Regions from separate parts of the Homo sapiens genome. Here region 1 is linked to region 2. Evidence: read pairs that join two places in POLR2A ChIA-PET (ENCODE). Cell type or tissue: PC-3. All regions are shown on one strand. Links, peaks and the distances in the headings refer to the core of each region. The heading gives the core; the rest is flanking DNA. Region 1 has its middle 150 kb from the start of SNX13. Region 2 overlaps HDAC9 (histone deacetylase 9).

Region 1 (5,390 bases), core at 323-5,322, 790 kb after region 2:
CTTGGAAATGTAAGGGGAAGAAGGAAATGCCATACAGTTTAGTTTATAAAATATTTGTGCCAGATATTGACCCATATATATGATGACAGAATATGTTTGATTTAGGAAAACTTGCAGTAGCTGAGTGAAAATGAAATGTAACCCGTCTGTTTACCAATGCAGTGTATGAGACATGTATTAAACGTGATACTTTAAATTGGTAAACATGATCTTTTACATATCATCAAGAATGAAATGAAACAACAAGAACTATTTGTTAGGAGTTTTCCCCCTTGGTGATTGACTAGGAGGGCTTACAAAATTCAGCATATAGTCATACTCACAGATAAGATTTATTATGGCAAAAGGATATAGAACAAGAGCAAAAAAAGTGCATGGATGAAGTCTGGGGGAACCAGGCTCCAGCTGCCAACTGCTCTCTCCCAGTAGAGTCACACAAGATGCAACTTAACTCCCCCAGCAAGGAGTTGTGACAACACCTGTGAAATGTTGCCAACCAGGGAAGCTCATTCGAGACTTGGTGCCTGGGGTTTTCATTGAGGGCATTTATTTAGGCACCCTCTGCCTGGCACATAACAGAATTCCTTTATGGAATTTCTTTCTCAGAGAATTGTGTTCAACATACGCTGTAGTTTTGGTATAGTTTAGGCTTACTGAGCCACTTTTATCAGTTCTGGGAATTGATGGGAACACTCCTAAAATCTTAAATTCTCAAACACCTGAGAACAAGGGCCAACCTTGTAAGCAGGCCTCCAAGGAGAGCAGTCAAGCCTCCTATGTTAACTCTTCTGTATGACTATATATAATAGAAAGTGATGATGTTGAAAGTCCATTAAGATTTATCCTTGTGTTGAAACCTCCATATCTAGAAGTGGAAACATGACAGAGGAAATTTTGACGTAAATAAAAGGAAAAACTATTGAAGTGATACTGATACGGATATATATTGCAGTCTGAGAAACAGGAGGAGTATTTCCGATAAAGATTACCATGGCAAACAGTTATATGGCACTTAATAGTCACAGCAACCTTAGGCATTATAGGTACTGTTTTATCTTACTCAGTTTCTACATGAGCAAACTAAATAAGACAGAGTAGTTGAGTCAGTTTGTCCAAAGCTTCACAACTGGTAACTGGTCATCAAGCTGAAATCTCAACCCAGGTGGGCTGGCTCCAGAGTCTATGTCATGGTTTCTCAGCAGTGGCACTATTGACGTTTTGGGCTATGTAATTCTTTGTTGTGGGAACTATCCTGCGCATTATAGGTAATCCATTATTTTACTTATTCTGTCCATTAGTACCTAATATTTAAGAACATTTACAATAGTAATGGAATTAATCTAAGAGAAGTTCAACTTAATTTTTTTTAACATCTCAACACCAGGTATTAAGAGATACTCAAAATAATTGTCAGATTTATATTGAAAACTAATAAATGCTTGGTGTTAATATGTCTACATAAAATTCTTTTTTTGGTGTAATATTCTTAGGCTGTTAGAAAAAAAAACATGGTTTACTTCACTAGTAGAAATACCTCTTAATGTTGAGATGGCCTCTTCCCTGGGCTCTGCCCATTAGGTGATGCCAGTAGCACCCCCTCCCCCACTGTAACAACCAAAAATGTATGTGGACATTGCCAAATAGTGTCTGGGGTGCCAAATTACCACCAATTGAAAACTACTGACCTTAGCTGTCAGTCAAATAACCAAGGTAAGTAGGGACTGAAGATTGAACTGTGGATTGCTGAATGTCTTCTCTTTTTAAGCAATCACCTGACAAATTTGTGGCTTGCATTGTAGGGGAATGTAAATGGAATGCCTACTTCTGCCCTAAAGGGATGGAGGTGGCCGGGGTGCAACAAGTCCAAATTTCTTACCTTGCTTTCAGTTAAGTAAGCATCCCACAGTTGGGGGAGGTTGGGTAGGGAAGGGACTTACAACCTAAGATAAATAAGAAAAACAGTTTTTCAAGATGTTTGAAGATGTGAGGTAAATGATTACATGAGAAAATTGTCATTTTACACCCTGACCAGCCTAATTTTTAATTCAGTAATACTGGTTCTTAGGAAAGTTATTTTTCTTTCAAATAACTGTTGTCCTTTTTATTTGTGAGCCTGTCCTTCTAAAGCCTGAAAATTTTCTTGCAGCCTTCTTTGCAAGTAAACTCCCGTCCTAAATGCTGTTGTCTGAGTTTTCCTTTGACAGGTGGATGTTCCACTGGGATGCCCAGGTGACTCACCTGCTGAGCCAGCTTTGCCTAGTTGGCTGTTTACATCCAGGCTCACCTTGCCTCCAGGGATGAACCTCATTAAACAGTTAGAGCCTTTACACTTGCTGACTGTTTTCTACTTTCCCCTCCTCATGGCTCTTTTTCTGGGTCTTGGTTAAGTCTGGTTCTGGGTTTGATAAGTGCATGGCTGCTTTATTTCTCAATTGGTGGAAGCAGTGTTAGAGAGCTGACTTTTGTGGTCTGACCTAATTTTCTGCCAAGCAGCTATTTATCTTTCTTGATTGTCTTCATGTCTTCAAGGCTGTTGATATCAACTGGCATCTCAGTCAGGCCAATATCTTGTCTCTCCTGTATGATTAAGTTGTTCATGTTGCAGCCTAGATCAGTTTCTTCTGCCAGTGGCAGAATCCTTCATGTTCCTTGTCTTATTTATTTTATTATTATTTCTTAATGTGTGGGTGCTCTCTTGTTTTGTTGTATTTGGGGTGAGGTTATTTTAGGGCATGGTCCAGGGTAAATTCCTGTAAGGCCTGGGTGCCCTGCTGCGAGGTCAAGGGGGAATGGGACTAAGACTGCAGAGCCCTGGCTCCCCCACTACCTACCAATTGCCGGCCCTTTGTGGGGGTCTCTTCTGCTTTATCTGGCCTGAAAGAGACTGGGATGTTTCTGATCCCGGGGCTCCTGGGGGGTTGGTTTGCAGTATTTCCAGGGATGGAGTGTGCTGTGGCCACCGGTGGGAAGCTTGAGTGTCTCCTCCCAGACTATCTGTGCTTCCTCATCTGTTTCTTCAGCTTCTGGACCTTGAGCACCAGGGCTGCGGCCCTGACCCCCTCCTGCCCTTCCAGCAGGGCCTGATTCAGCTCCAGCTGCTGCTCCAGCAACTCCTCAGCTTGGTCCAGCTCAGCTGTGTGGTGGGCTTAGGGCCCTGTTAAGGGGGAGAGGGGGAGGGAGCATCAGCCAGGGCAGGGGGCTAAGGCCCTTGGAACCTGTGTGGCAGGGTCTGGCTGTAAGGGAGGAATTCGACCTCCCTTTCTCCTTTTCTAGCCCATTTGCTGAAGGCCCCCTGTACTGAGAAGCCCAGAGAGCTCCCTGTCTTGTGCATGTTCCTCGTCTTATTTACACAGTGCTATGAGCGTTAAAAAGTATTCAAGAAGATAGTTTTCATGCTTGCTGGAAAGCAGGCATCTTTCAGCTATCCTTTGTGTCTCTGATCTCCCTCCAATAAGTTGGTGAGTTTTATTCTTTATTTTTGATTAAGAAGGATGAAGTTACAAAAGTTAGGCTGCTAGTTCTGTGTGTGTGTGTGTGTGTGTGTGTGTGTAAATATAAGACCTCTCCTTGTAAAGTGTGTGTGTGTAAATGAAAGAAAAGACCTCTCCTTGTAAAAGCTTTTTACAGATGTTTATACTTGTAACACTTTTTGTATTTGCAGCTGGCATTTACCCACTTTATGGTCTCTCAACTTCTGGAAATTATTGATATTAATTAGACATACAAATTGATCATTTCTATGCACTACTGGTGATACGTAATTTAAAAATACAGATTAACCATCAAATATGAGGGAGTGATGGGGAGTGATGCGGGGATTTAAGTAAAAAATTGAAATTAGTTTTACATAGTTGTAAAGACTTCAGATTTAAGAATTTTCCTTTAAAAAACACTTATATTAATGAATGTGTAAGTGTAATGGAATGAGACAGCAGACTGAATGGGAAAATTACTTCTGTTTTTTTCTGGAGATTGATGACCTCCTAAGCAACCTAAAGGGTGCTGAGTAGCTTGGATTTTTATTTTTCCTTTCTTTAAAAAAAAAAAAATCCCATAAAATAAAATGAATCAAATACAAATCAGATGGTCTGAAAAAGCTTTGTGTTTAAAAACAAAACATACACACATAAATACTGAAATGGAAAGAAATTTGGCACTAAACTCCTCCACAGTACCCTAGTTTGCCCAGATGTTGGATAAAAGTATTTTATGAGTGTACAATATTTTCTAAATACATTTGTTGATAAACTTGCATGCCTTTGCTTCTCTCCAGAGATAAGTACTAAATTAGATTTTAATGTGTCTTAAATTTAATGGAGCTCTGTGTCCCCTCCAAATCTCACGTTGCCCCAGTGTTGGAGGTGCGGCATAGTGGAAGATGTTTGGATCATGGGGACGTATCCTTCGTGAATGACATGGCACTATCCCCTTGATGACGAGTGAATTCATGTGAGACCTGGTTGTTTAAAAGGTGTGTGGTACCTCCCCCTCCTCTCTCTTGCTCCTGCTTTCACCGTGTAACAATCCTGCTCCCGCTTCACCGTCTGCCATGAGTAAAAGTCCCCTGAGACCTCCCCAGAAGCTGAGCAGATGGTGGCTTGAACAGCCCGTAGATCCATGAGCCAATTAAACCTTTTGTCTTTATAAATTACCCTGTCTCAGGTATTCATTTATAGCAATGCAAGAACAGCCTAACAGAAGCTCCTATTTCGATTGGTATAAACAAAGTAAGACTTTTTGTAAGAAAACCAAATTTTCAGAGAGAAAGTAAAAAAACAAAAAACTTCAATGGGTGAGTTTACTGGCTTTTTAAGGAATTTCAAATAGTTAAGGAGATGGGTTGAAGAAGTTAGCCATGGTTTAATGGCCTTGATTGCCAGATTACAAGAAACAAAGATACGCATATGTTATCAAATAACAGGAAACAATCTAAGACCGTCAGTATTTTTAAATAAGAGGTTTTTAAACCTATGAAGAAGTGGGCAAAGGATCTAAATAGACATTTTTCAAAAGAAAACATACAAATGGCCAACAGGTGTATGAAAAAGGGCTTATTATCACTAATCAGGGAAATGCAGATCAAAACCATGAGATGTCATCTTAGAATGGCTGTTATCAAAAAGACAGAAAATGACAGATTCTGGGAAGGATACAGAGAAAAGTGAACTCTCATACACTGTTGGTGGAAATGTAAATTAATACAACCATTATAGAAAAACAGTATGGAAATTTCTCAGAAAACTAATAAAACTGCCATATGATCCAGCATATGGGTACTTATTCAAAGGAAAGGAAATCAATATATCAAAGAGATGCATGTGCCCTCATGTTTATTACAGCACTTTTTACAATAGCAGAGATACGGAATCAACTTAAGTGTCCGCCAACGG
Region 2 (5,390 bases), core at 122-5,121:
CTCAAGGGATCCTTCTGCCTCAGCCTCCCAAGTATCTGGGACTTTAGGTGCATATCACCATGACCAGCTAAATTTTTCTTTCTTTTTTTTTTTTTTATAGCTGGGGTCAGGGCAGTGGGAGCTGGGGTATTATCTTGCTATGTCGCGAAGGCTGGTCTTGAATTCCTGACCTCAAGTGATCCTCCTGCCTGAGCTCCCAAGTTCTGAGATTATAGGCATGAGTCACAGCACCAGGCTCTTCAAAAGCTTTAAATACTCCAGGAACCAAACAAAATGCTTCAGTCTTTACATGTACCAGTTTTCAAATTCTGTTCTATAATCTAAATGCTTATTTGACTCTTTCATGTGTGTAACATTGAAGATGTTATTAATTTCCCTAGGCCTCTGTTCCCTCATCCGTAACTTGGAGATAGTAACAGTAAGTACTAATAGCATGTAGCACAGCCCTTAACAGATGTTTGTTTTTGCTTTTTTATTATATGAAATGGAAATTTCTTATATATTAAAATAAACCATCAATAGTAAGTAGCTAACAAAACAAACATATTAGAAACAAATATAAAAATAAAATGGCACACAATTTCTACTAAACATTAGAAAATAAAAATACTAAAACATCTAGATCAAAACAAATAAAAGAATGCAACAACTGAAAATCACCTTCACTAGTAAAGAATTGCAAATTATGAATCAAAATAGAGCATCATTGATTATTATCATATATATGACCCACGTGTATACATATATGTGTACAATGCCCCATTGTATAGGCTAAGCGTATGACCAAAGAGACGATTATTTATGGCAAGTGGAGCTGTCAATTGGTACAAAACTTATGCAAAACCAATTTGGTAATACGTATCAAGAAGTGTTACATATTTCTACCATTTGATTCAGGTTTGCCAACTCTAGGATTATATCTCCAGGAGACAATACTGAATAGGGAAAAAAACAGTTCAATGTCGTATTATTTACTAGAGTTCTAGTATTGTTATTGAAATCACCAACTACAAGGAAATGTCTCAGCAAAATATGTCGCATCCATTTGGTAGAAAAGCTACGCATTCATTAAAAATAATGTTTGTGGGAACATTAAAAAAGTTGTCACATTAAGTGAAAAAAGTGATATTTACACTATGATAACCATTTAAAAAATATATATATATATAAGCAATGTAGTCAAAATAGATTTATCAAGCCTCTTAAAGTCCCAGGCTTCATTCTAGATGTTGGGGTTTGGTATTTTAAAGAAAGACAAAAATTCCAGCCCTTATCGAGCACATATTCTACCACGGTTTTTAAATCATATTAGTTTTTAAATTCTAATAGCAATGACTGGTGATGTAGAGAACAGAAGATGGCTGTATTTTAGACGGAAATATGAATGATTCTCCCTTTACTTTTCTGTATTTTTCCAAATTGCATCTAATGCTCTATTACTATAAGTAACTAACTTAAATTTGCAGATTCCAGTTTGGGAACTACAAAGTTAATTTTCCATGTGAATTTAAGAGTTATTTTCAGTGAGTAAAAAAAGGCTAACAGAAATCCTGTCTACAGATGTTAAGGCTTCATATACTTAAATGTCCTTGCTGGTCATCTGAGTTGAATGTCCATGTGCATGTGCCTGTGCCTGTGCATGCAGACTGATATCAATCTTGGGTTGCTTACATTGGTTATTTTGCCATGGATTGACCAGAAGTTTGCATTGATGGTACTTTATGTGTCACTTTAATGAAAATGGGAAAATAATTTATAAATGAACTATAGTTTGGTGGACATTGACTTCTCAAAGATGATATTTGTGAAAGGAAAGAAATTAATCATGACAAGTTCAGATGCAAATTAGAATGATGGCCTGTAAGATCTCTTAATTGTAGCACCCAATGTAGAACTTTTAGTCAAGGCTCTGGAGTAACATGAGATTTTGAATATTAACTAAAAGACTTGGCATAATTCCAACCAAAAGCAATGGCAGTTAATGATATATTTCATTTTTACATTAAAAAGGCCAAGCTATAGCCTTCAGCTTTTACATGGAAATCTCAAAAAACAAAGGTCAGAACTTAACCCTATAAAGACAAAATGTAAAAATTCAAGAGACCCTGGAGTCTCTTCTTGCTGGCATTCTTGTTATCCATGAACTACAAACATCAAACCTCTAAAAAAGCTTTTTTAAAAAGATAAGAAAAAAAGTCCTACAAGTCTCTGAAACAGTTATTGTAAACCTCAAAGGGTAATTTGACTTCTTAACCTGCTATCCCAACAGAAATGATTGCGTCTAACTGCTTGCCTTTGTTCAGAGACTAATCACTAAATTGTGAAAAATCACCCTCAACTTACAAAAACTGCTCTTGATTATAAATAATTGCCCAAGACTGAGAGAAAGTGGCAGGCAAGATCCCAGTCTTTCATCCAATTTATTCAGCAGCAATCCACATTCCATTTGTCTAGACTAAATATAGCAGCGTTTATACAAGAAATCAATAGTGCTTGCAGAGAGGAGAGCAAAGGCATGAATATTTCATCAAACTCAGAGAGAAATGGCAATCAGCACACTGATGGTTCTGTGTAGGTCATCTTTGGCCTGCTAGATTAGTTCCTGTTACTTGGACAATAGCTCATCTCTGCCTAATCATAATCATATCATAGCCATTCTTTCTATTTTTAACATTAATTGCATTGTGGGTGACAAAGGCTCATCATATTCCAAAAGGAATGTTGGATTTTTCTTACATCTTTTGTGACAGGCTAATAAGCCTCCCCAGGAGAAATAATAGTAACACAATACCAGGACTGAGTTTCAACAAGTTATGGTCACTTTTACATCCCAGTATGTTTAAGAAAGGGCATTGTCCATAGCTGCCATATTATCATAATTAGAAATCAACTTACAAGGAAAAATTAACTGCCATTTTTAACAGTGGATAAATAGAATCATCTCTGTTCACAACATTCCTTGTCTGGGAACATGCAAATTCCTCAAAAATTACTTAGAACAGGTGGCCAGTGATGCATATGTTATTTTCGAAGGAATCTGATGACAGCAAATATTAGTATTCACATTAGTTGTAAATAAAACATGTTTTTTAAACTGATCTCAAGACCTTGTGACACATGTAAGAAAGGACTACGATGAAGCTAGCTTTATTTGGACTCATCTTGCTTGTCTGAGGTTGCAAATAAATGCAAATGTATGCTATATTTATTATATTATATTGTTCATATTATTATGTTCCAAATGCCCAGTCAGAACTTTTCCACATAAATATTAACTAGTCTTAATTATCACCTTGCAAAGTCCTGCCCGTTCTTGACAGTGTCTGTCTTATTTGTTCAATAGTTATTCCTTCTTTTTAATGTTCATAAGCTCCTGTGATTTTCAAGAAACATTTGAGTTTTTAGTGAACTTGTAAATGAAAGAGCTCTCATTTCAAAATAAAACCAAAATCCCAAATCATGTAGGTGTTCATAATAATTACATTTATTTGAGCATGAACATGAACATTCACGTTTAGCTTTCAATTTCTGTAACAAATATTTTTTAATTCAAGGGTCGTTAAAGAGTTCATTCAGAGTACTAAGGATAATCTAGTTACCACAGAGTATTTCTTACTTCTTCACTTTAGATGCTGCTATTCATAGTATAACAAACAGAATTTTCATATGTTCAAAAACCGGACTCTTTCGTTGCTACTTTATCAGCTGCCTTAAGCAAGATGCCAACCATTTTAATGTTTTAAGTAAACAACTTGCAAGCCTTACGTATGAAAAAACTTTAAGAATGCGCAATTTTGTGCATATACAACCATATGGCCCTTCTCAAAGCAGTAGAGTTCAAAATAATAGGTTTTCACACACACACATACACACACACACACACAGGCATGGAAAAACTCTCAACACAAATTGGTATATGCCAATTATTTAGTTAAGTTTTCCACTGAAAAAGGTGCTATAAAAATTGAAAGCATGTTTAACAACTTCAGTTAATATACATAATTACAGAGGCCACAACTTGGTTATATCAGCAATGCTGCCCAGAGCCATTTTATTCCTACGTTATTTTTACCTGGGAAATGGTTGTTCACAACACTGGCAATGCGACATATGAACTAAAAATTCTGGATTTGGCGATATACAAATGTTACTCTGATTATCTATTCTGCTTCTTCTGTTCCTCCCTTCATGCATGGAAACCTGTGAGAGTTTGGGCATGCTAACTCCATGGGAAGAGGCTGCCTTCTGTACTGTTTTCTGCTTTAACAATATTCAACCAAATATGTATTTAATATCAGCAGTTCAGGGTCCAGAAAATATTGTGGAATAGCTGTCTCAAGGCTTCCTTAATGTGTGATCCATAACAATAGTTTACTGCAAATTCTGCAGAAAACCCCTTATACAAAATTTCAACAGGAGTAGATACCTTCCATCAACTCCTTTTCATTTTATCATTCTCTCATTAACATTTTCATTTTTCTGTTCTTTGTTGCAGACTTTAATCTTTGCCATGGCAGGCTGGTTCTATTAAATTACATTTACATGTATCATGATGATAACATGTCATCTCTAAAACTCTGATCAATACCAAGATGTGCACTGATGCTAACTTAGCAAGTGGTGCTAGAGATTACTATCTCCTCTATGATATGTGCTGCCTTATCCTATTGTTTCTGTACTTTTTCAGCAAATCAAAATCAATAAGGAATAACTTCCTATAGCAATACTCAATACTGATTAGGAAGTTATCTGGTTTAAACTGTGACTCAAATTCTTTGCATGCACATATGCAATTCTACCAGTCATCTGGTCTGCTAACCTAACTACGGTTTTCACTGGGAGCCTTCTCCAAAAGAAAATGAAGAGGTCTTGAGGGCTGAAGATCCAAGAGTAGCACATTGCAGTCTTTGCTCTAATCATACCATCTCATGTTGAAATACTAACCCGCCCTGAAGAATCTAAAAAGTTTTCTCTGGGACTGCAATGAGAAATACCTAGCTTTCCAGAATTCAAGGATGCTAGCGCCACTTCTTTACTATTGGTTATGTTCTTTGCCTGATAAATGTCCCCAAAAAAGCCAGATGTGATCTTCCATACCAGTTTGTATTTCCCACTGATGATGAATTTGGCCTTGGAACCACTGCTTCCAGCCATCCTGAAATATGATGATGAGGGACTGGGGACAGGCCTCTAACCCTCTGCAGAGAAGGGGCCTCCAGGGCTGGCCTACAGAGCAAAGCTACTGAGAAGAGTGACACAAAACAGAAAACAGAAGTTTTCTTTGGGTAACATGGCCCAAAATCCACCTGGGGAAAGCTGATCGCCTCTGCTCAGTAGAGCTTCTTTCCGCAGGCTAACATGTGTGAAGGGGTCGTTACGAATAGCAGGCC

What was found. Peaks named below come from ENCODE experiments on the same cell type or tissue, not always from the same donor. Only the 100,000 strongest peaks of a DNase experiment are listed, where the experiment ranks them.
Region 1: POLR2A ChIA-PET joins it to region 2 with 8 read pairs; 2 of 35 experiments call an interaction of 5 or more read pairs at or near these places.

Annotation. Positions count from the first base shown.
Region 1 is chr7:17,784,315-17,789,704 of GRCh38, reverse strand. No RefSeq gene overlaps it. Among named protein-coding and RNA genes, the nearest start is that of SNX13, 150 kb to the left of the region's middle. In PC-3, for the core only: no CTCF peak of the experiment used is centred there; a DNase peak (open chromatin) is centred at 2,244.
Region 2 is chr7:18,578,286-18,583,675 of GRCh38, reverse strand. The region is part of intron 2 of HDAC9 (histone deacetylase 9); the gene reads right to left. It also overlaps the pseudogene LOC100419901. Among named protein-coding and RNA genes, the nearest start is that of HDAC9, 85 kb to the right of the region's middle. In PC-3, for the core only: no CTCF peak of the experiment used is centred there; no DNase peak of the experiment used is centred there.